Linked DNA regions of Homo sapiens: regions 1 and 3 are each linked to region 2. A link is a loop called in an ENCODE intact Hi-C map of the cell type or tissue named here. Cell type or tissue: ovary. All regions are shown on one strand.

What was found. Hi-C counts contacts between places; a loop is a spot of excess contacts. Peaks named below come from ENCODE experiments on the same cell type or tissue, not always from the same donor. Only the 100,000 strongest peaks of a DNase experiment are listed, where the experiment ranks them.
Region 1: a loop joins it to region 2, with 2.1 times the contacts of the local background. A loop is called at or near these places in 4 of 110 quality-filtered maps.
Region 3: a loop joins it to region 2, with 1.9 times the contacts of the local background. A loop is called at or near these places in 20 of 110 quality-filtered maps.

What each region holds. Positions count from the first base shown.
Region 1 is chr9:133,505,267-133,513,266 of GRCh38, reverse strand. No RefSeq gene overlaps it. Among named protein-coding and RNA genes, the nearest start is that of MYMK, 16 kb to the left of the region's middle. RefSeq lists enhancers at 1-629, 3,566-4,285. In ovary, a CTCF peak has its summit at 6,430; DNase peaks (open chromatin) are centred at 3,866, 6,426 and 7,176; H3K27ac peaks cover 2,291 bases.
Region 2 is chr9:133,710,894-133,718,893 of GRCh38, reverse strand. SARDH (sarcosine dehydrogenase) reads left to right here. Exons shown (of 21, transcript NM_001134707.2): 8 at 1,439-1,568; 9 at 5,770-5,856; 10 at 6,185-6,275. Among named protein-coding and RNA genes, the nearest start is that of SARDH, 23 kb to the left of the region's middle. RefSeq lists enhancers at 1,886-2,587, 2,588-3,291, 6,808-7,511. In ovary, no CTCF peak of the experiment used is centred here; DNase peaks (open chromatin) are centred at 2,123, 2,653, 3,373, 3,883 and 9 weaker places; H3K27ac peaks cover 1,920 bases.
Region 3 is chr9:133,577,571-133,585,570 of GRCh38, reverse strand. FAM163B (family with sequence similarity 163 member B) reads left to right here. Exons shown (of 3, transcript NM_001080515.3): 2 at 5,325-5,440; 3 at 6,142-8,000. The coding sequence starts at 5,348. The coding sequence ends at 6,549. It overlaps LOC124902296 (a long non-coding RNA gene), which reads right to left and starts at 6,133. Exons shown (of 2, transcript XR_007061833.1): 1 at 5,731-6,133; 2 at 3,232-3,786. RefSeq lists an enhancer at 7,346-7,961. In ovary, no CTCF peak of the experiment used is centred here; a DNase peak (open chromatin) is centred at 3,760; H3K27ac peaks cover 4,476 bases.

The sequences.
Region 1 (8,000 bases), 210 kb after region 2:
TGTTTCCAGACGGTGCCACCGGCTTGGGAGTGGTTGCCCAGGTCCACTGCCCATGGAAAGAGGGCGGTTATTTGTCCTAGAGTCACCCCCTGTTGCCTCCAGGGCTGGGAGATAGCTGGCTCCGCTCCTGGGCTGGGGACAGGGTGGCCCTCTAGGCCCCTCCCCCATACGGTCGCTCTGACACCCTGGCCTGGTGGCCCCATCTGCTGCCCTCCCTGATGGCCTGGCATCCCCCAAGTCTCAGGGGCCCTGGCCTGCCCCTTCCTCACCTGGCGTCCCTCCTGGCCTTGAAGGGCAGGCATAGAGGACAGCCAAGCTCAGCCCTTTCCTGGCCCCGGAGTCTTTGAATGCAGAGCAGCCCAAGGCTGGCGCCCTCTCCCCAGCTCTCAGGGTATGAGCAAGCCAAGGCTCCAGCATCCAGGGCTCCAAGCCCATCCACCCAGCAGGGGAACTGGAACATGTCCTACGTGTCCCCATCATAGGGCTGAAGACACCCAACTTCTAAGCCCTGACCTGGGGTTGAGGGACAGGCATGGCACTGCCTCTGTACGCTTCCAGTCCACCTGAGGAGGTGCACACATGCCTGCACACACACCACACATACACACATGCACGTGCACACATGTACACACTCCATACACCACACACCACACATACACACATGTGCACACATGTACGCACTCCATACACCACACATACACGCATGTGCACACATGCACGCACTCCACACACCACACGTACACACATGTGCACACTGCATACACCACACACACTACACATACACGCAAGTGCACCCATGTATGCACTCCATACATACACACACCACACATGCACGTGCACACATGTACGCACTCCATACACCACACACACCTACACACACGTGCACACATGTACACACTGCATACACCACACACCACACATACACACATGTGCACACATGTATGCACTCCATACACCATAAACACACCACACATACATGCACGTGCACACATGTATACATTCCATACACCACACACACCACACATACGTACACATGCATGCACACACATACACACTCCATAAACCACACATACACACATGCACGTGCACACATATAAACACTCCATACACCACACATACACACATGCACGTGCACACATATACACACTCCATACACCACACATACATGCACATGCATGCATGTACACACTCCATACATCACATACACACACGTGCACATATATACACACTCCATACACCACACACCACACATACACACATGCACATGCACACACGTACACGCTCCATAGACCACACATACACATGTGCACACATATACACACTCCATACACCACACACACCACACACACGTGCACAAATGTACACACTCCATACACCACACATACACACACATATGTGCACACATATGCACACTCCATACACCACACACACACCACACATACACGTGCACACATGTACACATGCCATACACCACACATACACACGTGCACATATATACACACTCCATACACCACACATACACACACGCATGTGCACACACATACACCCTCCATAAACTACACATACACACCACACATACACACACGCACGTGCACACATGTACACACTTCATACACCACACACCCACACACGCTACATGCACTGTGAAAAGACGGGGTGTCCTTGAATCAGCGTCTTCCCCTCTGGCCCCGTGTGGAGACCACATAAGCCTCACACCAGGCTTTGTAGGGGACAGGCTCTGGGGACCCCGTAGCTGGAGAGCCCTGGACATCCCTGCAGAAGCAGGCACCTGCACGGTGGCCGCCCCACCTCCCTCCCCACCACAGCAAGCAGCCAGCACCCCCCTTTCCCGCTTCGCAGCAGCAGCACATGGAAAGTTGGAGGCGGCAGGCCACTCCGAGCAGGGCGGCGACGAGGGCCCTGCCAAGCGCGAAGGGCCACACTGGCAGGCTCCTCACTGCAGCGATTTACGAAGGCCGCCCAGAGCCTGGCCAAGTCTGTAAGTCACGGACAATTAGGAGGCGCGCTCCAGCCCTCAGTCCCTGCCCACCACTGCAGGATCCCGGGCTCCAGGCCCAGCCTCGACCCTCCCGACAGGGGCAGGCCCCTCCCCTTCACAGGCGACCCCTCGGGGGCCCCAGGACACAGTCCTGAGCCCACTTTGCCAATAAGGACTCCGAGGGCCAGGGACGTCAGACAGCTCGGGACAGTGGCTGCTGGGTGGGAGACGGTGCCAGGGTCTTGCCAGTCCCCCCAGCTGTGTCTCCCTCCCATGGCCTCAGGCACCACGGCCCACTTTGACATCTTGGGGGCTCTGACCAGGGAGCCAGGTAGGGAGCACCCGGGAGGGGCCACCCTGCTCCCTTGACACCCAGAATGGTCACCCCAACGCTGCAAGTTAACAAGAAAGAAACATTATGGCCTGCAGATGCAAACACCTCTGAATCCCTATGTCTGCCAGCCCCGAGGGCGTCGTGTCCCTGGAATCTGAGAAAGGGCCTCCAAGGCCGCCCCAGCCAGAACTCCCTCTCCCCAGCCCTGATCGGGAGACCTGGGGACTGTGAGTTCAGTTCTTGGAAAAGTAGTTCTAGATGTCACTAGGAGTCCCCAGCTAGCACTGGCCAAGAGGACTTGCTTTAGCAGTGGGGATGCTCTGGGCTGCCCAACACGCCTGGTGCCTGGGCATCTGCAACGTAGCTGGTACAACCCCAAACCTGGATCTTTAAATGTTATCCTCATTTTAAATAATTTAAGTTCGAATAGTCACATGGGTCCGGCCAGGTGCGGAGGTTCACGCCTGTAATCCAAGCACTTTGGGAGGCCGAGGTGCGCGGATCACGAGGTCAGGAGATCAAGACCATCCTGGCTAACACGGTGAAACCCCGTCTCTACTAAAAATACCAAAAAAAAAGTCACATGGGTGGCGTTGCCGATGAAATACAGGACGCCCAGTTGCGTTTCAATTTCAGATCTATAGCAGACGATCATGCAGCATAAGCGTGCCCCGGGAGCTATTGGAGAGACACTTGCGTGAGACACGCCTATACCAAAAAATGATTCATCGTGTATCTGAAATCGAGTTTATCCCAGAGTGTTCTGTTTGATCAGGCAGCCCTGTCCATGTGGCTGGTGGTTACTGCATAGGACGGTGCATCTGCTGGAAACAAAAGGGATGGGACAGCTCTGAGGACTCTTGGTGACTGAATGACCATGTGCTCCCACAGCTGGATCATTTCCCACTCTGGGGGGATGGGTGGGCACACACCCAGCAACAGCCTCCCCGAGCCTGGGAGCAGAAGCAGCCTGGGCCCCACCCATCCCAGTGCCAGGGTCAGCCACGCCCCAGCCCCACACTCCGGCCCCGACCTGCCCACGCCTGTGCCCCGTGCTGGGGCACACACCACACCCCCTCCTGGCACACATAGCAGGAGCCCAGCTCAGGGGAGAGTGCTGCACACCTCAGGCAGCACCAACGCGGAGACGTATTCTAAACACTCAACAGCAATGTAAACAAAACAGGCTATTGTAGCAGCCACCTCCAGCTCCCGGCAGCTCGTGTGAGGCTGGCATGGCACGGGGCAGTGCCCCCTGCCAGGCCGTCCTCTGTTTGCACAAGCGGAGGCGTTTTTGTCTAAGGGCAGTCTGTGTGCTGTGGCCTTTGTCGTGTCTGCTACTGAAATTTCCTGTCTCTGTTATTCTCTTCTCCAGTAAGACGATCTGAAACCCAAAACTTTTATTGCCCCTTTTAAAAAGGCTTTACAGCTCCCCATCTACTTCATAGACTGTCCCGCTCTCGGGGCTGGGATTGTAGTTAGGGCAAGCACGCTGGACGCCGGGAAAGGAATTCACCCTGGTCTCAGCCGCAGGGGCTTGGCTAGGAGGATGTGGAGGAGGGGTGGGCAAGGGATGTTTCTGCAGAGTCGGCAGGAAGCCCCGGGGTGTAAATCTCTTTGCCGGTTAGCTTGTTACCAAAGCAAGCTGCCTAAGGTGGTTAGAGGCAGCAGAGAGTGCTTGCAGCCCTGGGGCCCCCTGCCAGGCCACCTCTCCATGGCCAGGTGACCTTGGGGCCATTTCTGCCCATCTCTGCATCCAGATTCCCCACCTGTGAATGGGAACAGCAGCCTCACCCCGCCGACCACGCGGGCCCCTTTGAGTAAATTAAGTCAGAGGCTGGCTGGCTGGAAAGGTGTCAGGGAGTTTAAAAGGCAGAAGAGGCAGGAAGCAGATGGGGCAGGTGGGGGTCAGGACCCCAGCTCTCCCTCTATGAGCTCAGGCAAGTTCCCTGCATTCTCTTGGCCTTGGTTTCCCCTTTTATAATAGTGCCTGCCTCATATGGATGTTGTTAAGATTAAATGACACATTTATTATAAAGCATCCAGCACAGTATTTTTTAAAATACTTCTTTTAATGGCAATCATTATTATTTTCATTATTATTGGTCAAGGGCAAAACAATGAATCTCTAGAATTTTTTTTTTTTTTTTTTTGAGACTGAGTCTCACTCTGTTGCCCAGGCTGGAGTGCAGTGGCGCAGTCTCGGCTCCACCACAACCTCTGCCTCCCAGGTTCAAGTGATTCTCCTGCCTCAGCCTCTCAAGTAGGTGGGACTACAGGTGTGCGCCACCATGCCCGGCTAATTTTTGTATTTTTAGTAAAGACGGGGTTTCACTATGTTGGCTGGTCTCGAACTCCTGATCTCATGATCCACCAGCCTCAGCCTCCCAAAGTGCTGGGATTACAGGTGTGAGCCACCGTGCCCAACCAAATCTCTAGAATTTAAGAGGGGTCTCTATCCTTACCATCAGGGAGTATTCACTGCAGTTAAGGAACCAAATACCCACATTTGCCAAGGAAACAAATTGCTTCATACCAAGTGCCCAAGAATTATGGATGAAGAAAGTAAGGAAGGAAGGCTGCCTGGAAGAGGCAGGTTGGAGACTGAAGCTAGAAAAGCAAAGTGGACTGAACCGTGCGAGCCTGCAGATGCCCGACCCTCGGGCCGTGTCTATGATGGCTTTGTCATTCCATGGTTCTGAGTCTGGCCATGCCCCTGTGCCCTGCACCTCCCCAGACCTGCTGCACCCTTCCCACTGGGGCAGCAAGAAAGCCACCACTGCCCACGTGGAGAGAACGGTGCCAGCAGGAGACTGTGTGTCCATTGCCGGCTTCTGTCCCAGGACAGGGAGACAGACTGAGTCTGGGGTGTGTCTGTCCTGTGTTCATGGTCACCTGTGGCCAAAGGTGGAGGAAAAATGTGGCTTTGCTGGGCTTTTCTCCTGCCCTCCCTCAAGGGGGAGGATTTGTGGCCGACTGAGCCCATGAGCAGGACTTGGGAGGCAGACACAGGCTGGCCTCGTGGCGTGGCCTTGCGTGTGAAAGTACTGACGGGTGACCCTTCCCCTCCAACCATCTCGGGTGAATCGTGCCCTGTGTCATATCACCAGCTCTGCCCTGGTCTTGCTGTGCCGCCCCAACGCTTGACCTGAAACAGCAGGAAACAGGGGGCTCGGTCCCAGGGCCCAGTTTAAACGTCGCCCCTTCCTGAGTGTCTCCATGTGCCGCACAGCTTTCCCAACCCCAAGGAGTCACACAAGTCCAGCAGACCTGGGCTCTGCCTTCCGATGGTGCACAGACTGATGGGGGAGGCAGACCCAGAACTGAGCCATCGCGGGGGATTGGGGGAGTGAGGCGCTGGGTCAGAAAGGCTGCCCAGTGCGGGCGCTGCTGGGAGACCCGAAGGAGAAGGGGCCAGTGGCCCAGGGAGAGGGAGAAAGATCTAACAGGGTTTGTCTGGGAACTGCACAAGGTGGGCGTCAGTGGGCAGGTTCTAAGGATGTGAGGGTTTTAGGTGGGGGAGCCTGACAGTGGGTCTGGCTTCCATGAAGAGGTGGGCAGTGGCAGAAAGAGACCAGGAAGGCTGCTGCCCATCGGGAGGGAGCCAAGTCCACCAGGCAGGAGTGTGGGGAGGAGGGAGGCGCTGGGAGAGCGAAGGTGGCATCAGCAGGGCTCACTGGGGGCCCACCAGTCCCCCAGCTGGTTTTCCAGTGGTGCAAAGCCCAGTCATCGGTGACTGGTGGTGCCTGGGACGTGTGTCCCTCCAGCAGTTCTCAGCCATGGCCCCCAGCCTGCGGGGAGCTGCCCTGGTCTGGGAGGGGTATTGAGGCAAATTGTTGCCAGCAATCATAGCTCAAAGCTTTTGGACAGCTGGCTTGTGTCTTAAAGCCACACAGAGTCAAGGTCACCCCCAGTTACCTAGTCATTCGTTCCCCTGCAGCCTTTGTACGACGGAGGTGGCGGGAGAGCCGTCGCTCAGGGCCCAGCCTGCATCACACAGGCCAAGACCATGCCCAGCAGGCCAGGGGCGGATGTGGTCCCATGAAGCCTGGAAGCTCGACCCAGGCTGGGAGTGTCTAAATCAGCATCGCGTTCCCGCGCTCCGCCTGGCGGGCCGTAGGCAGGCACTTAACAAATATTTGTCAAATGAATGGATGAGTGGATTTTTCCATATCTGTCTTGGCAAGGGCAGGTTTATGCCTCCCTGACGAGTCCACATGCAAAAAACAGTTAGTCAGTGACCACAGAAGACAGCCTTGACCCCGCTGACCTGCACACCGGCCGCAGGCGGGAGCAGGCCATGAGCCAGAAAGGAACTGGCTCTGGAGTACCCACCCTGGGGCTGTGTGTCCTTGGGTAAGGCCCTTCAGTCCCCAAAACTTCCAGCAGTGACACCTGCTTATCCTGCCGGGGCCATCGGACCCAGCCCCACCCACCCCCCCACTGAGAACCTGGCCTGGGTTCAGTCCCGCCCTGGGCCAGGAAGGCAGCAGAGGTGCACCGGCCCCTCAGGCTCATCGGCAAACTGCACCATGTTGTCAAGCTGCCATCCTGTCTACGGTGATAGGGACATGACCCCACGCCCCCCACCCGCACACACTGTGGAGAAGCAAAAGAGACAAAAGCTGCATCCTGCACACAGGGGAACCCCTTTAGCCAGGGGGCCCAGGCTCACCCCAGGAGGAGCCCAGAGGAGCCAGCAGACGGCCATGACCACCCCAAGCTTAGGGCCAGTGGCCGGGCCTGGCCAGGGCTTCTGCCCAATCACTCCCTTCCCTTCCGAGAAGCTGGGTCCCTTGGGCCTTCATTGGGTTTTGTTTTCCTAACAGCTAGGCTAACGGGAGCCTGCTGGCCTAGAGCCCCGGCTGGAGCCAGGCTATCGAGTAGCTGCGGCCACATCTGGAAGACGTTTGGGCAGAGTTCGGCCCCCGCACCACAGCAGGCTGATAAGCGTCTGCTGCTGGCTTGGAGCTCCGGGAAGCTGCAGCCTCAGACCACCGGCCCTGGCTGCCTGAGCCTTCCAGAGGTAGGAGAGGAGGGGCAGAGGAAACTGGGGCGTTCTCTGGCCCCTGGCCTGCCAGCCCATTCCAGAAACCACAATGGCAGAACCAAAGATGTCAGCACAGAAGGCAGCCTAAGAGGCCCCAGAGCTCCACTTGTCCCTCCTGCAGACACCTGCTCTTCTATGCTGGGTCCCATGGTGCCTTCGCCCTACCAGTTGTCGAGATCACTCCCGTGACGGTCTTTAGGCCTGGACCAGGCTCTCGCACCTGGGACCACTTCCTCATCACCATGCATCTTAGTCATCTTGGCTTCCCCATCTCACCAGCTGGAAAACCAAGGATCCACGGAGTGTCTGCATGGGTGAGACCTCACACTGACAGAGCCAGGACACGGCCCCAAGTTTGGGGTCTCTGAGTCCTGTGTGCTGTACACTGCACTCACGGCCTCCTTTGTCCTGCCCTGTTCTGCCACTGGATGGCCCAACAGAGGTCTTCACTGTGGACCAGCGAAGCCCCTAGGCACCGCCTCCTGAGCTGTGAGCTCGCAGGGATCTTGGCTGTTGGGCTCATCACAGTGCAGTGGGACAGAATTCTAGGCAGCCAAGTGCCTGACTGATCCCACAGACAGCACCCAGCAAGTAACAAGTACATGAATCAGAAAACA
Region 2 (8,000 bases):
CATCTCAGCATGGAGAGGGCCTCTTTCAGGAAGTCCATCCTCCTGAAGCTCCTCAGAGGCACACCTGAGAAGTGGCCGGTCCCCTGACCCCACCAAGCTCAAAGCCATCTTGCTCTTACCCTGACGGTCCTGGCAGGCAGTCAAATACAGACCCAGGGCAGCTGGAGGGCTTTGCCTCAAAACATCCACAGAGAAGGTCTGCGCAGTGTGGAGTGATGACCTCAGAAGGGCATGAGAGCACACAAGTCCTACGTCCTTCAGCAAATGACACTGCCCTCCCAACCAGCTGCTGCAGCGGCATTTCCCCTGGCCTGGGCTGTTTCCCGGGCAGCTTCTGGGGTTAGGGCAGCCCTGCAGCCCTGTTCTATGTGTATATGCATTTAGTCCACACATGGAACGACTGAGTGGCTACTTTGGGCTAAAAACTGCTTTAATTTCTGGAGAAAGAGGGAAACTAAGATAAAAGTCCCTGACTCTGGGTGCCTATATTTTGGTGGAGAGACATACAATAAACAAACAAATGGCTGGGCACGGTGGCTCACACCTGTAATCCCAGCACTTTGGGAGGCTGAGGTGGGCGGACCACCTGAGGTCAGGAATTTGAGGCCAGCCTGGCCAACATGGTGAAATCCCAACTCTACTAAAAATACAAAAATTAGCCAGGTGTGGTGGCGGGCACCTGTAATCCCAGCTACTTGGGAGGCTGAGGCAGGAGAATCACTTGAACCCGGGAGATGGAGGTGGCAGTGAGCCGAGATCGCACCACTTTACTCCAGCCTGGGTGACAGAGTGAGACTGTTACAAACAAACAAACAAACAAATGAACAAGGAATGAAATTCTGGAAGATGATCGCGCACTGAATAAAATTAGCAGGTTAAGGATCAGCCTAGAGAGACTGGAGCAGAAGGATATCCTTTAGATGGGTGGTCAGGGCAGGGTTTTTCAGGGAGGGGACATCCAAGCAGAGCCCTGCACCGCGACAACAAACCAGCGTGCCAGGTCTGGGTGAAGAACTGCCCCATTGAGGGGTGAAGGCCTTGAGCTCACACAAGCTTGCTCTTCCCAAAGAGCTGCAGGAAGGTCAGGGTGGCGGGCCCAGTGGTAGAGGTAGGCAGGCTGGCACATGCCATACAGGGCTTTGGGGCCATCGTGAGCTGCAGGGGGCCAGAGGAGGCTTGTGAGTAGGGAAGGGGCATGGTGGGATCTAGGGGAGTGGGTGGAGGCCTGGGCTGGGGTGGGGAGGGGGAGCAGACAGACCTTGCTGATGGGTTGGTGGGTGGGGGAGACAAACGGCTGGGACGTGTGGGTGACCACCAGCCCTCTAATGCATCTGATTCAGCAGAGGCTGGCCTGGCAGCCATCACAAGGCAGGTTTGGCATGGGGATGCATGGCCTTCTTGGGGACAACGGAGATGTTCCCCTGCCCTGCCTTGGCAGGTGTCAGACAAGTTTGCCTTCGGCCTCTTTGACCTGGACTGGGAGGTGTTCACCCAGCACATTGAAGGCGCCATCAACAGGGTCCCCGTGCTGGAGAAGACAGGAATCAAGTCCACGGTCTGCGGCCCTGGTGAGTGACAGCCTCGGAGCTGGGGTGGGCGTCCATGGGTCCTTTGGTCTGATGACTGTTAGTAGTGATGCCCCGTGAGACCAGCCTGTGTCACACAGGGGACCCAGGGCTGTCCCCGGTCCCTCTCGCTGCTTGGCTCCAGCAGCCCTGGGTACTAGGTGTGGCCTTTATTCCCCTCTACGGGCGAGAGGCCTGGGCTTCACAAGGGCCATCATCTGCCCCAAGCACGAGGCCAGGGCCTCCTCCTGCCTCAAGGGTGGCTGGTCCTGGCTTCCCCACCTGGGCTTCTTCATCCCTAGACTTGACTTGTCCCTGGAATTCTGTGTTTTCATCTGTAAAATGGGAATAGCGGGCCACATCCCAGCACCCTGTGAGGCTGAGCCAGGAATGGAAGGGCTGAGACCTTCCCTGATGAGAGGCTTATACAGCTGTGAGTCCCAGTTCTGCCTCCAGCCCCAGCCCCCACCGCTCCCAGAGAGCACTGCCCTGGCCAGGACCCCATGCTGCTGGCCTCCCTCCTGTTCTTGGCGGCTTGCACCTGGAGGCCAGCTCAGCGGGGGAAGGTTCTTGTGTCAAGATTCCCCTAACTCTGGCCCTCCTTGCTAGCCCCAGGAGAACTTAGCTGGAAGAGGCTGGAGCAAAAAGGTGGGCTCAGCTCCCAGATGCCCCACGTGGGTCATCCACAGCGCAGCTCAGCCCCACCCCACCCTACTGGCCTGGGGAGCCTGGAAGGCTCTGCCCCAGGGGGCGGGTGTGGGGCTGAGGCTGCTGGCCTGGGGAGCCCGGAAGGCTCTGCCCCAGGGGGCGGGTGTGGGGCTGAGGCTGCTGGCCTGGGCCCTGGCAAAGGTGCACTCTCTGGGAAGCAGGAGGGGCTGCAGCTGACCTTGGCACCCCAGTGTTTATAACCACGGGACTTTGAGCCAGACGTCCCTGAGTTGAGTGTGGGGCAGCCCAGGAGCTACCGGTGACCCCAGAGCACCAGCATTCCTTCATGAGGGCATTCATTCTACATTAAGTGGCACTTCGTCGGTGGTGGAGGCAGGCACGCTCAGGGCCAGCGCCCTCCTTCTGGCAGGGGAGACCCAATGCAAGTCACTGATCACAGCCCGTGGGTGGGTGCTCTGACACGAGGCATGGGGTGACTGGGTGGCCACAGCCTGAGGACACAGACGGGCGGCCAGGAGGAGGGGCAGCCTAGCCCGGCCCTGGAGGGCGAGTCAGCGCTGGGCCTGCCGCGGATACGTGATCTGAGCAGGGGAGCACCAGGTGGGCACAGACAATCCCCCACATTGGGGTTCCAGCAGAATCACATGGTGTTCCCCACTGCTTCCTGGTAGGGGGAGCTCTGGCCCCGCTTCAGGGCTGGGAGAGAGGTTCAGGAAGACACAGTGTTGCCCCCAGGGAAACTTCGTGTCAGAAGCCTGGTGAGTCCCTCTGTGCCTTTAGTGAAGGGCACTGGAATGGGTGCCCTCTGGAGTAGGTGCATCTGTGAGATGGTGACGGAGCACTGACTCGGCAGGGTGGCCTAGGGACCAGAAGCCACAGGGGCGGTGCAGGGCATAGGCCAGGCCCAGCAGCTGTAGAGAGCATTTGAGTAGAGGTGGGCGGCACAAAGCGGGGAGCCCAGGGACTTCCACGGGCCATGCAGGGAGCGGATGAGGGCCCTAAAGACAGGGAAGAGTCCCGACACAGAAGGGCTGTGGCCACCGAGGAGTCCAGCCCCCTCTGTCCTGGCACGCTCAGCATCTGCTCAGCCGTCAGCAGGGGCTACTTGAATGAATTCGACTCCTATGGGAGCCTTTGGAGTGAAGTGCAGCCCCGGGGAGAAGCAGATAGAGCCCCAGGGGCCGGGGCAGCGTGCAGGGTAGGAGCACACAGCCGTGACTCACTGCCCCCACCCCGCAGCTTGCGTGGGTCTGGCAGCGAGAAACACAGGCCCGGAAGAATCCCAGGGGCACAGATAACCCCAGGCGTCTCTCTGTCTCTCTCTATCTTTCTCTTCCTCTCGTTTTAATTAGCCTGGGGAGCCGGTACTCCCCACGAAGCCCTATTTTGGGGAAGATGTGCAGGCAAGGACATCTTGGATCTGGTCTGTCGGCTGGATGGGAGACTGGTGGGGAATCAGCATTTCTCCTTGCCAGGCACGGCCAATGGCCTTTGGCCTCCAGGAAAGAGCAGGGAAGTCCCAGGCCCCCGTGACTTAGGGAGCGCCTGGGAGGGCAGGCAGAGCTCTCATTCCAGGATGGTGGAGCTCACCAAGGTCAGGGTGGGAGCCGCAGGCCTGGCCCCTGGCCATGTTGCCTGGAGGTCCCATGTGTCCTCGGGTTACTCAACCCGCATGAGTCATTTGTGAAACATCCAAGAGACCCTTGTTCCCTGCAGCTGCCCCTCCGCTAGCTCTTGATAGCGCTCCCCGCAGATTCCCTGTGAGGTTGTTCAGAGCTTCTTTCCTGCCCTCCCTGGGCCTAGAAATAGTTCCAGCCCTCCCAAGGTGCTCCCTGGGCCATCCCCAAACCCAGCCCAGGTTACCTCCCCAATCCCCCCTTTTTTAAAGGTCTTGCTGTGTTGCCCAGGCTGCAGAGCAGTGGTGCGATTTTGGCTCCCTGCAGCCTCTACCTCCTGGGCTCAAGCCATCCTCCCTTCTCCGCCTCCTGAGTAGCTGGAACTACAGGCTCGCTCCACCACATCCGGCTAATTTTTTGATTTTTTTGTAGAGATGCCGTCTCGCTATGTTGCTCAGGCTGGTCCTGAGCTCCTGGGCTCCAGACATCCGCCTGCCTTGGCCTCCCAAAGTACTGGGATTACAGGCGTGAGCCACTGCACCCGGCCTCAGCTCACTCTTTCTGCCCCATCGTCACCTTCTCTGGAGCCTTCCTTGTCTCTCACCCAGATGGCTGCTCCGGCCTCTGCCCTCTGCCCTGATAACCCAGGCCCTCCACGTAGGGCCCTGCCCCTCTAGCCTGCCTCCTCCACCCTCCCCTGCAGTGGCCCTGCCACCTTCTGCCCCTCAAGGAGCCCTGCCTCTCCTGGCCAGGCTCTTAGCCCAGGCTCCCCGTGGCTCTCTGCCCCCTCAGCTCCTAGCGTGGGGGCCCTGATTGCTCTCCAGGGAGCGGGACGGCACTTGCTCCTGATCTGCATGCAGAGGATGACCCCCCAGACTTGGAGCCATCCCCGTATCATCGTTCACGAACGAAGTGCCCTGGGGTCCCTCAGACCAGGGCCGGCCGCTTCCTCATCTAGAGTCTAACATGGTGTGGTGCTGGGGTGCCAACAGTAGCAGCTGGCACCTCAGTGACGCGTGGCCCTCAGTTCATCGTATTTTCTTTACGAGACCGTCTGTTTTTTGCTTATTTAAGTATTTGCTCCCTCCCTCCGTCAGCTCCTCGAGGGCTGGGACATGTCCTGCTCAGCGCTGCCTCCCAGGGCCAAGCCCAGGACATGAACGTCTGTAGGCTGGCGAGCGCACAGCTCTGTGGAGGTTCTGCTATCCCAGTTTTATAGACTAGGACGCTAAGCCTTGCTCAGAGAGGCGAAGTGACTCGCCCAATGCCACACAGCTAGGAAGGGGTGAAGCAGGTTTTGAATCCAGGACTGTGGCCACAGAGAGCCAGGGTTCCCCTCCCACCGTGTCCTGGCCTCTGTCTGAGGCTCAGCTGTGGCCGCCGGAGTGGGACATTGGTCTCCTCCCCCGCAGAAGTTGGGAGCCTTTGTTGGCTCAACAGACATTTATCAAGCACCTGCACTTGCTGGGCTCTGACCCTGTGCTGGGCGGGGGGAAGTGGAGTGAGAAAACTGGTCTCTGCCCTCTCAAGGTCCAGTGGGCAGGAGTGACAAGTCTCTGGCAGGGACACAGCAGGACGCTGGTGCACTGGGGGAGCCGCAGCATGGTCTCCAGGGTCAGAGAAGGGCTCCTTGTCGGCAGGACAACGGCCACAAGACAGCGGGACCCCACCAGGCAGAACCCAGCCAGGTCGCCGTCAGCTGGTTCTGGCAGCACACGTGGAGGGGCTCAGAGAGCACGGGCAGGAGCCAGCGGGGAGGCCCCCATGAGGAAGTGGCGCTGAGCAGGGCCTAGAGGAGGGAGGGGGTTGGGTGGAGGGGCCCCTGCAGACCCTGCCTGATCACTGCTCTCTTGGAAGACCTCACCCCAAGAGTATGTGCACTGCAAAAGGGACTCCAGGCCTCTCTCTCCTTCTTTCAGAATCCTTCACGCCCGACCACAAGCCCCTGATGGGGGAGGCACCTGAGCTCCGAGGGTTCTTCCTGGGCTGTGGCTTCAACAGCGCAGGTGAGTCCGGGCAGCAGCCCTCCTGGCCCCCAAGAGGGAGGTCCTGTCATTCCCAGAGCTCTGGGGGAGGCGGGCGCAGGAGCACCGTGGCCCCCGACAGTGGTGGGGACAGGAGAGGCTGGGGAGTCCAGCCCCTTCTGCTTCCCAGAGAGTGCACCTGTGCCAGGGTCCAGTCCAGCAGCAGTCCAATCAGGAGGCGTGCAGCACCCCAGGTGTGAGAGCAGAGCTTGGAGTGTCTGTGCTGTCCGTGGAGATGGGGGCACATGTTTGGACATGGGTGGGGGACCCTGGGGGGCAGACCGCAGCCCTGCGCTTCTCTTCCTGCCAGGAATGATGCTGGGTGGTGGCTGTGGGCAGGAGCTGGCCCACTGGATCATCCATGGGCGCCCGGAGAAGGACATGCATGGCTATGACATCAGGTAAGTGCCCATTGGGACCTAAGGGCAGGGCCCGCCACTCAGGACAGGTGGCGTGGGGTAAACAGCGAGGGCTACTGAGAAAGGAGCCTTGCCTGAAATCCAGGTGGCTTCCTGGAAGGGGCAGCAGTGAGGGAGGAAGGCCACCAGCAGAAGGTGGGCAGTGCTGAGGGGGTGGCTGGGGGGCAGGTCCACGCCCCTTTACAGCTTTGAAGATCTCTTGTCCCAGGGTCCTGCCTGAGCCCCTGGACAGCTCTGGAGTCATCAGTGGGATGGCATCACCCCACCTCACAGATGGGGAGACTGAGGCCTGGGGGCAGGAGGGAGCGGGGCTGAGCTGGGAAAACTGTGCTGAGTGTGTATGCCGCGGCTTGCAGCCAGGCAGCCCCGGCTGTCCCGTTCAATCGTACACTGACAAAGCGGCCAGGAATGAGACCCAGTGCAAGCCACTTCCTCGTCTCTAATGCAGGGTGATGGGGAGGGGCTGTGGAGGTTCTGGGAGCAGGGAGGGCATTTGTACTGGTGAGGCACCCAGCATGGGGTCTGCACATGGAAACGCTAAGTCATCCCCAGCCGAGGCATGGACTGGGGTGCTGGTGGCCAGAGCCGGTGACGGCAGCCTATCCCGATGGCCTTCTGCCAGTCAGGGCCATCTCTTGCAGAGCACAGGACAGTGGTGCAGGCGCTCCCCGGCAAGGGGGGAGGCTCCTCCTGTGTCTCGTCCTCATGGCGGTGGCCTCTCCGACCCACACAGCAGGGCCTGTGGCCCGGGCCACTCCCCGTGCGTTGTGGGGTGGCTGTCGAGGCAGGACGGCTTGGAGGGAGCCCGGCCTCCGGGTCTCTCCAGCCCACTCTGCTCCCGGCTGCTGCTGCTGGTGGACAGCCTCCCTGGGGAGGCAGTAGGTGGGTGGGCTCCGGAGGGAGAAGGCCTGGCTCAGCTCGGTGCGCCCCTCGCCTCTGCTGACCTAGTCCTTTCCTGGCCTGATGAGGACATTACGCCCACTGTGGAGAAGAATGTCTGACCCCACGGAGACAGTGACACTGAGGCCCCCCAGCTGCCACCCCTCCATGGCACCCGACACAGTGAAGCCTCCTCTGGCTGACTCAGAGCCCGTCTGGGCCTGCGCCCCTGCACTCTCCCAAGCGAGGAATGTCCCGGAAATGATAAAACTGTAAAGGACTTCAAGGAAGGGCCAATTCAGGCCCCTCCTGCTGCAAACAGCAAAATGGAGGTGACTTGCCTGAAGTCACCCGGCTTTTGAACCAGAGCCAGGTAGGGACCCAGCTCCCTCCCCAGGAGGGACAGTCTTCATGCCCTGGCCTCCCTTGGGGATTCCAGCTCTGGAACCCACCAACCAGGGTTCTGTGTGGCCTCTCTGTGCCTCTGTATCCTCGGCTGCAAAATGGAGCTGCCCAGCCTGCCCAGCTCCTGACCTGGGGCCTAGTCCCGCACTCAGCAGACAGGATGTTTGCTCATGGGCTGGCAGAGGCCCTGAGGCGACCCCTGGCAAGTTGGGGGCAGGCCTGGGCCTCCCTCGGTCAGCTGTCTTCCTTCCATCACTGGGACTTTGGCGGGAGTGTGCCATGGGCTGCTCTGGGGCTGGGAGCCAAGGGCACAGGTGGGGAGCCCCTGAGAGCTGGAGTACAGCAGGAGGAGGAGCACCCACCCTGGAGTACAGCAGCAGGAGGAGCACCCACCCTGTTGGTCCCAGACCCCTGCCAAGCAGC
Region 3 (8,000 bases), 130 kb after region 2:
TACCACGAGCGCTGGGCATCTCAGGTGAACGAGGCAGACAGAAGCCTTCATTAAGCGTCGCCTGGGCCCTGTACCATGCAAGGCAGTGGCGGGGGCTGGGGCTGGGGCACAAAATAAATAAGCTCTGGAGGGGTCCGTTCCCGTGGGCTTTACGGCAAGTGAGGGGGATGTGGCAAGAGGGACAGAAAACTAGCAGAGTCTGAAATTCAGCACGGGACGTGTGGCCCAGATGGTGGTTAGCAGGGGGTCTCCTGCCAGGGAAAGGTGGGTGTGGGGAGGGGGCTCCCGGGGGAGGCAGGTGGAGGCCCGTGTCTGGCTCTGCTGCCAGGTGTTTCCTGCCCCACCCCCAGCTCCACGCCATTCATTCCTCGGTGCCGGTGCCGCAGGAGACAACTGAAGCTTGTAAACGCAGCTGGCTCTCCCTGCCGGCTACAGAGACGAGATGGGGCCCTCAGAAGGGGACTGTTGCCCGCCCAGGCCCCCTTGCCACAGACTCTGTGGACTGGGGTGGGGGACGCACAGGGGAGCCCCATCTCACAACCTGTCCCTGTAAAAACCCGGGGTGGGAACAGGGAAGCAAAGCCATTTATAAAGCTTTAAAACCATTTATGGTCCCAGGGGGCAGATAAACAATTCAGCGCTATTCTCGCCAAATTGCCTTGGCTGGCAGTGCGGAGGCTTCAGGGAGCTGGAAGAGGGGTGGGGCTCGAGTCACAAGCAGGCGGCAGAGTAGCCTCTGCCAGGCTGTTGCTGGGCCTGACCCGCATGGCTCTGCCTCCGAGGCTTGGCCTGTGCTGTTCCCAGCACCAACAGGCCCTCTCCTTCTTCTCCCAGCCCATCCTTCACAGCCCGGCTCAGAAGCTTCCTCCTCCAGGAAGTTTCCCTCGGTTCCTCCCCCATCCGTTACCACCCTGAGCAGCCAAGTCCTCCCCTGTTCTCTCAGGCACTCAGCTTTCTCAGAGCACAAGTATCCTTGGGAGCCAAAGTGTCTGTAGCCCTTCCCGTTCTCTGCCTACCCTTGGAGGGTGTCATCTGGCTTTTTCGCCTTATCACTTGATGTTTGTTTACATTTTCATAATCCTGACTTTGTTGGGTGTCTAAATCATCTGGATTCCTGGCAGGACCAATTAAAAATCCAAGTCCCCCAGAGTTGGGAGGAATCAGCGTCTAAACCCTGCCACACCCATTGTACAGATAAGAAAACTGAACCCAGGGAGAGGCCTCTGACCCAAGGTCACCCGCAAGAGTAGAGCAGGACAGAGGCCCCGCAGACTCGTATCACCTGGGCCACAGCTGAGTAGAGTCCTGGGGTCCCCAGGGAGGAGGCTGAAGGTAAGCACTCAGGGAGGGCAGCAGGTGGTCCATATTCTTCCCCCATTAAATGAAGGGGTGGGACCTGGTCCCTCTCAGCTCTGGCGTTTGAAGTTTTGAAGTTCTGTGGTGTGTATTAAAGTTCAGGAAGGCTTCCTGGGAGAGGAGGGCACGTGCTGGGCTTTGATGGCGTGGTAGGTCCGGGGGGGGGATGGGCATCCCAGAGGGTGGGGCACAGCTAGAGCAGAGGGGAGGCAGGAGGGTGGAGGCCCAGGGAGGCCGTGTTTTTGGGAGCTGCTCGGAGTGAACTGTGGTCTGATGTCAGGCTGGGCGCTGGTGGAGCTGCCAGCGGAGTGTGTGTCTGTCGGCCATGCCTGGCCCTGGGACCTGGCGCCGTCTCGGGCGTTGCTGCTCCTCGGCAGGCGTGTATCTGCAGAGCGAGGCTGAGAGGCTCCAGCTGGACCAGCCTGGGTGTTGGAGGGTGGCTGCTGACAGCCCTGGGCACCTGGCCTGAGCCGGCACCCTTCCCGTCACGCCGCCAGGCTGCTCTCCGCTGGAGGAGACCTGGGCCCAGAGGAGCTGCAGCCAGGCGGAGCCAGGGACCGGCTGCATCTCAGACCTGAGAGAGAGCTTTGCGGCGAGCGGGGCCAGCTCCCTCAGGGACCCGATGAAGGACTCAGACCCAGGGAGGGACACGGTCCTAACATCAGCACAGCACTGAGCATGGTGCAGCTGCTGTCCCACAGAACCCCTGGGGTTCTCCCATTTTATAGAGGAGGGAACTGAGGCAGAGGAATGGAGGCACTGAAGGCCCATTCTTGCAGCTAACCAGAGGCAAAGCCAGGCTGGCACTTGGGGGTTTAGCCTGGGTGTCCTGTATGGCTCCCCAGTACCTGTCCCTGAGGGAGCACCTCAGCCCAGCCATGGCCACCTACAGTCTCCATCCTCCCTGCAGTCTCAGCCTGACAGCAGTGGGAGCCCCTCCACCCAGGCCCATGCTTCCCTATGGGAAAGCAGTGGCCCCCATTGCTATCAGTAAGCCCTAGCAGTGGGCCCTCAGCCATGGCCCGTAGTGGAGGGTGGTGCTGAATTTTAATCCCTGCATGACCACAGACAACACTCGGGCACGAGCCTCCACCTCCCTCAACCCCTCCCAAGCTGTGTGAGTGCCCTCATTGATGAAGTGGGGCCATAATTACCTGGGTGCAAATAGCAAAAATGCCCTCCAGGTGACATACACACAGTAGGTGACATACACACAGCAGGAGTCACTCTGCAGGTGTCGGGGAGGGATCGGCACCTGAGTCAGGACCACAACAGCAATCTCTCCGGCAGCTGTGGCCTTCCTCGCTCCCTCCGGGGACCAGCGCCTTCTGACTCTCCAACATGTGGCTGAAAACCCCACCCGTGGCTACAGCCTGGCCACAGCCTGAGCACTCATGTCTCTACCCAAGGTCAAGCGACCAGCAGGGACCGGCCAGTGTCTCAGGCCTTAATTCCATTTCCCAGGAGAGAGGCCGGCTGGCCCAGCCTGGGGTGCACGTCCATCCCAAACCCAATAAACTGTGGCCGAAAGGACAGCAGCAGAGGGCTCAGAAGTGGCCACCAGCCTCTTGGCTCAGGGCACAAAGAAGAGGGCCATGGCTGGGCCAGCACCCCCAAACCTGCTATCAGCACAGTGTGTGCTTCCCCAAAGGAGCTGTGGCATTCAAGGCATTCACGTGGAGGAGACATGGGGTTCAGCAGTCGGGGTAGGGTGGCAGGGGCCCCAAGGTGGATGGTAGCAGCGGATCCAGCCCTGACCTGACCCAGATCCCTCATCTTACTGGTGCTGGGGCCTGGGCGGGTCATTTCTCTCCAGGCCTCGGTTTGCTCCCTAGTGGGATCATTTGAACATCAAAAAGAATCATGACTGCAGTGGACTGAAACGCATCAAATATATTTTCAAAAATCAGTGAGATTGCACTGGGCAAGTTTCCACGTAGAAAGGCAAGCTGGGGCAGACAACAGGCTGGGACCAGTAGGCACGCGGGGCCTGCAAAGGGGGCAGGGTCACTTTTGGTTCACTGAGAGGTGTGGATCTGGGCTGGCCTGTTCTCCGTCCTCTCGGCACACACACAGCCACAAACCTCAGGGCACCAGCTCATTCTGATCCCTGATAAAGGGAGGAATGGAACCTCTGAGCCTTCCCTCTGCAGGCCGCATGCTAGGGTAACCACACAGATGATAAAGGCATGTGCTTTAGAGCTTTTTCAAGAAGAACTGGAGCTCATAAACGTGGAAAGAAGGATAACATTTGGAAAGTCACTACTTTGTAACTCCTAGTGAAGTAACAGATCCAGGTCACGCACAGGATGCTGCAGCAATGGGCTGGGAGACCCCCCGGAATCTGGCAATGGAAGAACTGGCCGAGAGCAGCTGCAGTCATTAGCTGATTGTGACGTCAAGATGAGGGGGACAGCAGACACCAGGCCCCTGGGAGTGATGCAACAGGAAGCCAGTTTAGAGGAGAAACACTGATAAAGGAGCATGTTCAATGCCATGCGAGGAATCCCGGCCAGCTCCAGTGCCTGGAAAATTCTGTCAGATAAACAACCCAGTTTCTCCAATAAACAACATGGGGGTGCGGGGCGTGAATGGGTTTTGAGCTGTTCTAGAGCAAAAGGAGCCAAAAGCAAGTACATCCTGATTTGAACTAACCAACCGTAAAAAAGGCATTTCAGAGACGACAGGAGAAAGCTAAACGTAGGCTGGGTAATTTTTTTAAAATCCTCCTCCGTCAGATGCTGCACTGGAGTATTTATGGGTAAAGTGATATGCTCTGTGATTTCCTTTAAAATACTCCAATCTCTTCCTCCACCCCATACCCCAGCAAGAAAAAAAAATAAAAATGAGGCTTGGGAAATTGAGGAAGGGAAGTGGCGCCAGCTCCCACTGCTCTGTGAGAGGTGATTGTGAAGAATTTAGGAATTTTGTAAGCCGCTTGTCAAACCTTGCTTGAACTGAAACTGGCCATGGTAAGAAAATCTACACCACAAAAATCAGCAAATGCTCCCAGCCGGGTGCTTTGAGAGCTGGTTTATCAGCACAGCCCAGGACAGGGATGAGCTGAATGCAGCAGCCACTGACAGCATCACTCCAGCCTCCCTGCGTTGTGTTTGATGGACATTTTCCACAAGAAGGAGTTTGCAAAGGGCATGTCCCTAGGCCTGGAAATCCCACTTCTAAGAATGTATCCTGAAAGCCACTGAAGCAGGTTCAGGTGGTTCCCATTACTTAGCTACAAAGACGCTTATTAAAACATTGCTAAAAATATTTCTTTAATGTAAGAAGCCCAAACGTCAGGCAGGAATTGGTTTTCAGTTTTGCAAGATGAAAAATTCTGGAGATTAGTTGCCCAACAGTGTGAAATATAATTCATGCTACTAAGCCGCACACGTACAAATGGTGAAGATGGTACATTTTATGTGTGCTTTACCACAATTAAGCATTTTAAAGAAAAGGAGTCAGTTACATGAAACAATGGAATCGGGTTAGAGACTATGTTGCAGAAGAAAATTTAAGGATATGGCAGAATAATGGTGACTGTGTGAGATGAAAATGCAGGGAAGCAGGTTACAAAACCATATGTTCGGCCTGACTGCATTTGGGTAAATTTAAAAACGTGCAAGCTTGTAGAGCCAGGCTGGAAGGGCGCCATTCATTGACAGCATGCTACACTAAGCATGGAGAGACACGCTTGTAAAAGTGTCACAAAACCCTGTGCTATTAGCATCCACCTTCTACGGATGTGGAAGCTGAGGCTGGGAGAGGGGCAGGGACAGAGGCCAGCTGAGGCAGAGCAGGACCTGGGCTCCTGCTGCACCCCGTCCCCGGCAGAGCCCCTGCCTCTCACAGGCACATCCTGGGGTGCTTTTTTCCCCTCAGCTTGTCTTCTCAGTTCTCTAGAATAGCACGAGTGACTTTTGTGGTGAGGAAGCGTGATGCTCTAAAGCTGGCGGCGTGTGTTGCAGGCTGTTGATGGAGAAGGGGGCGGATGACAGCCGGGACCGTGGTCATCACCGGGGGCATCTTGGCGACTGTGATTTTGCTCTGCATCATCGCTGTTCTGTGCTACTGCCGGCTCCAGGTATTCCCGGGCGGCGGGGAAGGGGACAGGGCAGGGAGGCCCAGAGGGTGCCCCTACCTCGGGAGGGAGCCCCGCCTGAAGGTCACAAGGGTCACGGCCCGGGAAGTGGGGAAGAGCCCTGTGGCAGAGAAGACACACAGCAGAAGGCAGCAGGACCCTACCATGGGGCTCAGTAAGATGCGCCTGACTCCCCTCACCCAGAGCTTATAAAGAGGCTCAGAGACGGGAAGGGACTTAGCCAAGGGCACCAGCTGCCCAAAAGGAGTGTCACAGTGAGCAATCCTTCCCACCTGCACTCCAGGGCCATCCAGAGTCTCCATGTCTCCCTGAGAGATGAGGGGGAGCCATCGGGGCAGGGCGAGGCAACACAGCTGCCAGTGCCTGTGACCCCCGGCTCTGCTGATGTGGGGCTGCGAACCCCTCCACGCCTCAGTCTCCCCACCTGCAAAATGGAGATAACAGTCACACCTGCACGTTGCTGGGCGGAAGAGATGAGTGGATCGTTGTGAAGTGCTCAGCACTGCGCCTGGCCTGAGTGAGACCCATAGCACTGGTTAAACAGCTGAGGTGTCAGGCCTGGGCTTGGGCCACCCCACTCCCACCGTGCCTATCTCCCCTCCCCAGTCAGGGGTAGCCTTTCCCACATGTCGGTTCTGGGGTGGGAGCGGGCGGCCGCATGGTCACCGTCCCTCTGCCCGCAGTACTACTGCTGCAAGAAGGACGAGTCGGAGGAGGACGAGGAGGAACCAGACTTCGCCGTTCACTCGCACCTGCCCCCGCTGCACTCCAACCGCAACCTGGTGCTGACCAACGGGCCGGCGCTCTACCCCACCGCCTCCACCTCCTTCAGCCAGAAGTCCCCGCAGGCCCGCGCCCTCTGCCGCAGCTGCTCCCACTGCGAGCCCCCCACCTTCTTCCTGCAGGAGCCGCCGGAGGAGGAAGAGGACGTGCTGAACGGCGGGGAGCGCGTGCTCTACAAGAGCGTGAGCCAGGAGGACGTGGAGCTGCCCCCGGGGGGCTTCGGGGGCCTGCAGGCGCTCAACCCCAACCGCCTCTCAGCCATGCGGGAGGCCTTCGCCAGGAGCCGCAGCATCAGCACCGACGTGTGACCTGGGCCCGCCCCCGGGATCCTGGCCTTGAAGGTCCTGAGACAATGGGGGGATTCCTTTGGCACACCCACCTGGCCCCAGGCCCCAAGTGGGGCTTGGCTGAGCCCTCCTGGAATCCCTGTCCTCAGGGGAGGCCCAGGCTTGGGGAGCCCCCAGGCTCGTGGCAGGGATAAGGCTCATTGAACACAAATGTGTCCTGGGGGGAGGCACAGCTGGGGCCTGGGGCTAGAAGGACCAGGTGACCATACAGCCGGCTGGGCATGCACCAGGGCTCTCAGGCACAGAGGCCACCGTTACTCCTGATGATTCTGTCTCAGACCCAACAACCTGGCCTTCCCAGGAGGTCTCCATGTGTCACCCCCTCCCTGGGTCTCACCCTTCTCACCTGCTCAAGGAAGGGATGACCTCAGTGAGGCCCAGGGCCCTGCAGCAAGGCCCTCCCTGGCAATTGCAGACCAAGGATTCTGCTCCTCCACCTTGAACTCCAGCCTCTTTCTCTCCATTTTTCCCTCTCTCTCCCCTACCCGTCTCTCCCTCTCTCTCACACACACACTCTTCCGGGTTCAAGGGCCAAGTGTCTGCCTAGGCTGAGACACGTGCTGAGCTCCCTGAAGATGGACCAGCTGCCCCCTAGAAGGGAGACTTTCAGGGGCATCAGGGCCCTTGGGATGCTCCGCCCTGACCAGCTTTTTGGTGGCAGAGGGAGGCACGGGGAGAGGGAGAGGCCATGTCGCAGTCCCCCTGCCGTGGGAGAGGCAACGTGGAAATGTATAGACCCAGTGCTCAGCCAGAAACAGGGCCAGCAAGCGGCAGTGAACGGAGGCAGCCCGGGGCTCGTCAGGGGCAGAGCCATGGCCCAGGGGTTGAAAACCCCCGAGTTCCCCGTGAGACTTGGCTGGCCCTTCCCACCCCTGGGCCTCAGTCTCCCCATCTTGTGTGATGAGGAGAGACCCTGAGGACAGAGGTCTTCAGGCTGTGGGTCTCAACAGGAACTGAGATCCCCAAGGGAGACAGAGTTGCAGGTCACCTCCCCTACCTGCTTCTCAGCAGGACCTAGGAGGCCTGGCCCAGCTCCTGGTGGACCCCAAGCAGCCAGAGCCTACTGCTGCCATCTGAAGACCTCATCTGAGCCCACTTTCCACCAAGCGCCCACCCAGGCTGAGGTCTCCTGGGAATTCTCACCCGCTCTCCTGCTGCTAAGGAAATGACGTCAATGGCTACCCCAGAGAAATGCCCCACATCCCAGGACACCAGCCATCAGGAAGGCAGCTCTTCCTCACCCAGAAAGAGGCAATTATTTCCTCTCAGCAGCCTGGCCCCAGGAGCCCCCTTCCCTCTCTGGGGCTCTGCCTCTCCTTTTGTGCCCTGCCATGGAGCCCCAGGGCCGGGGCAGCCCCTCTCTGCCCAGGGAAGGCACCGCCCTCAAAGACAAGGCTTGGCCGGGCAGTGAC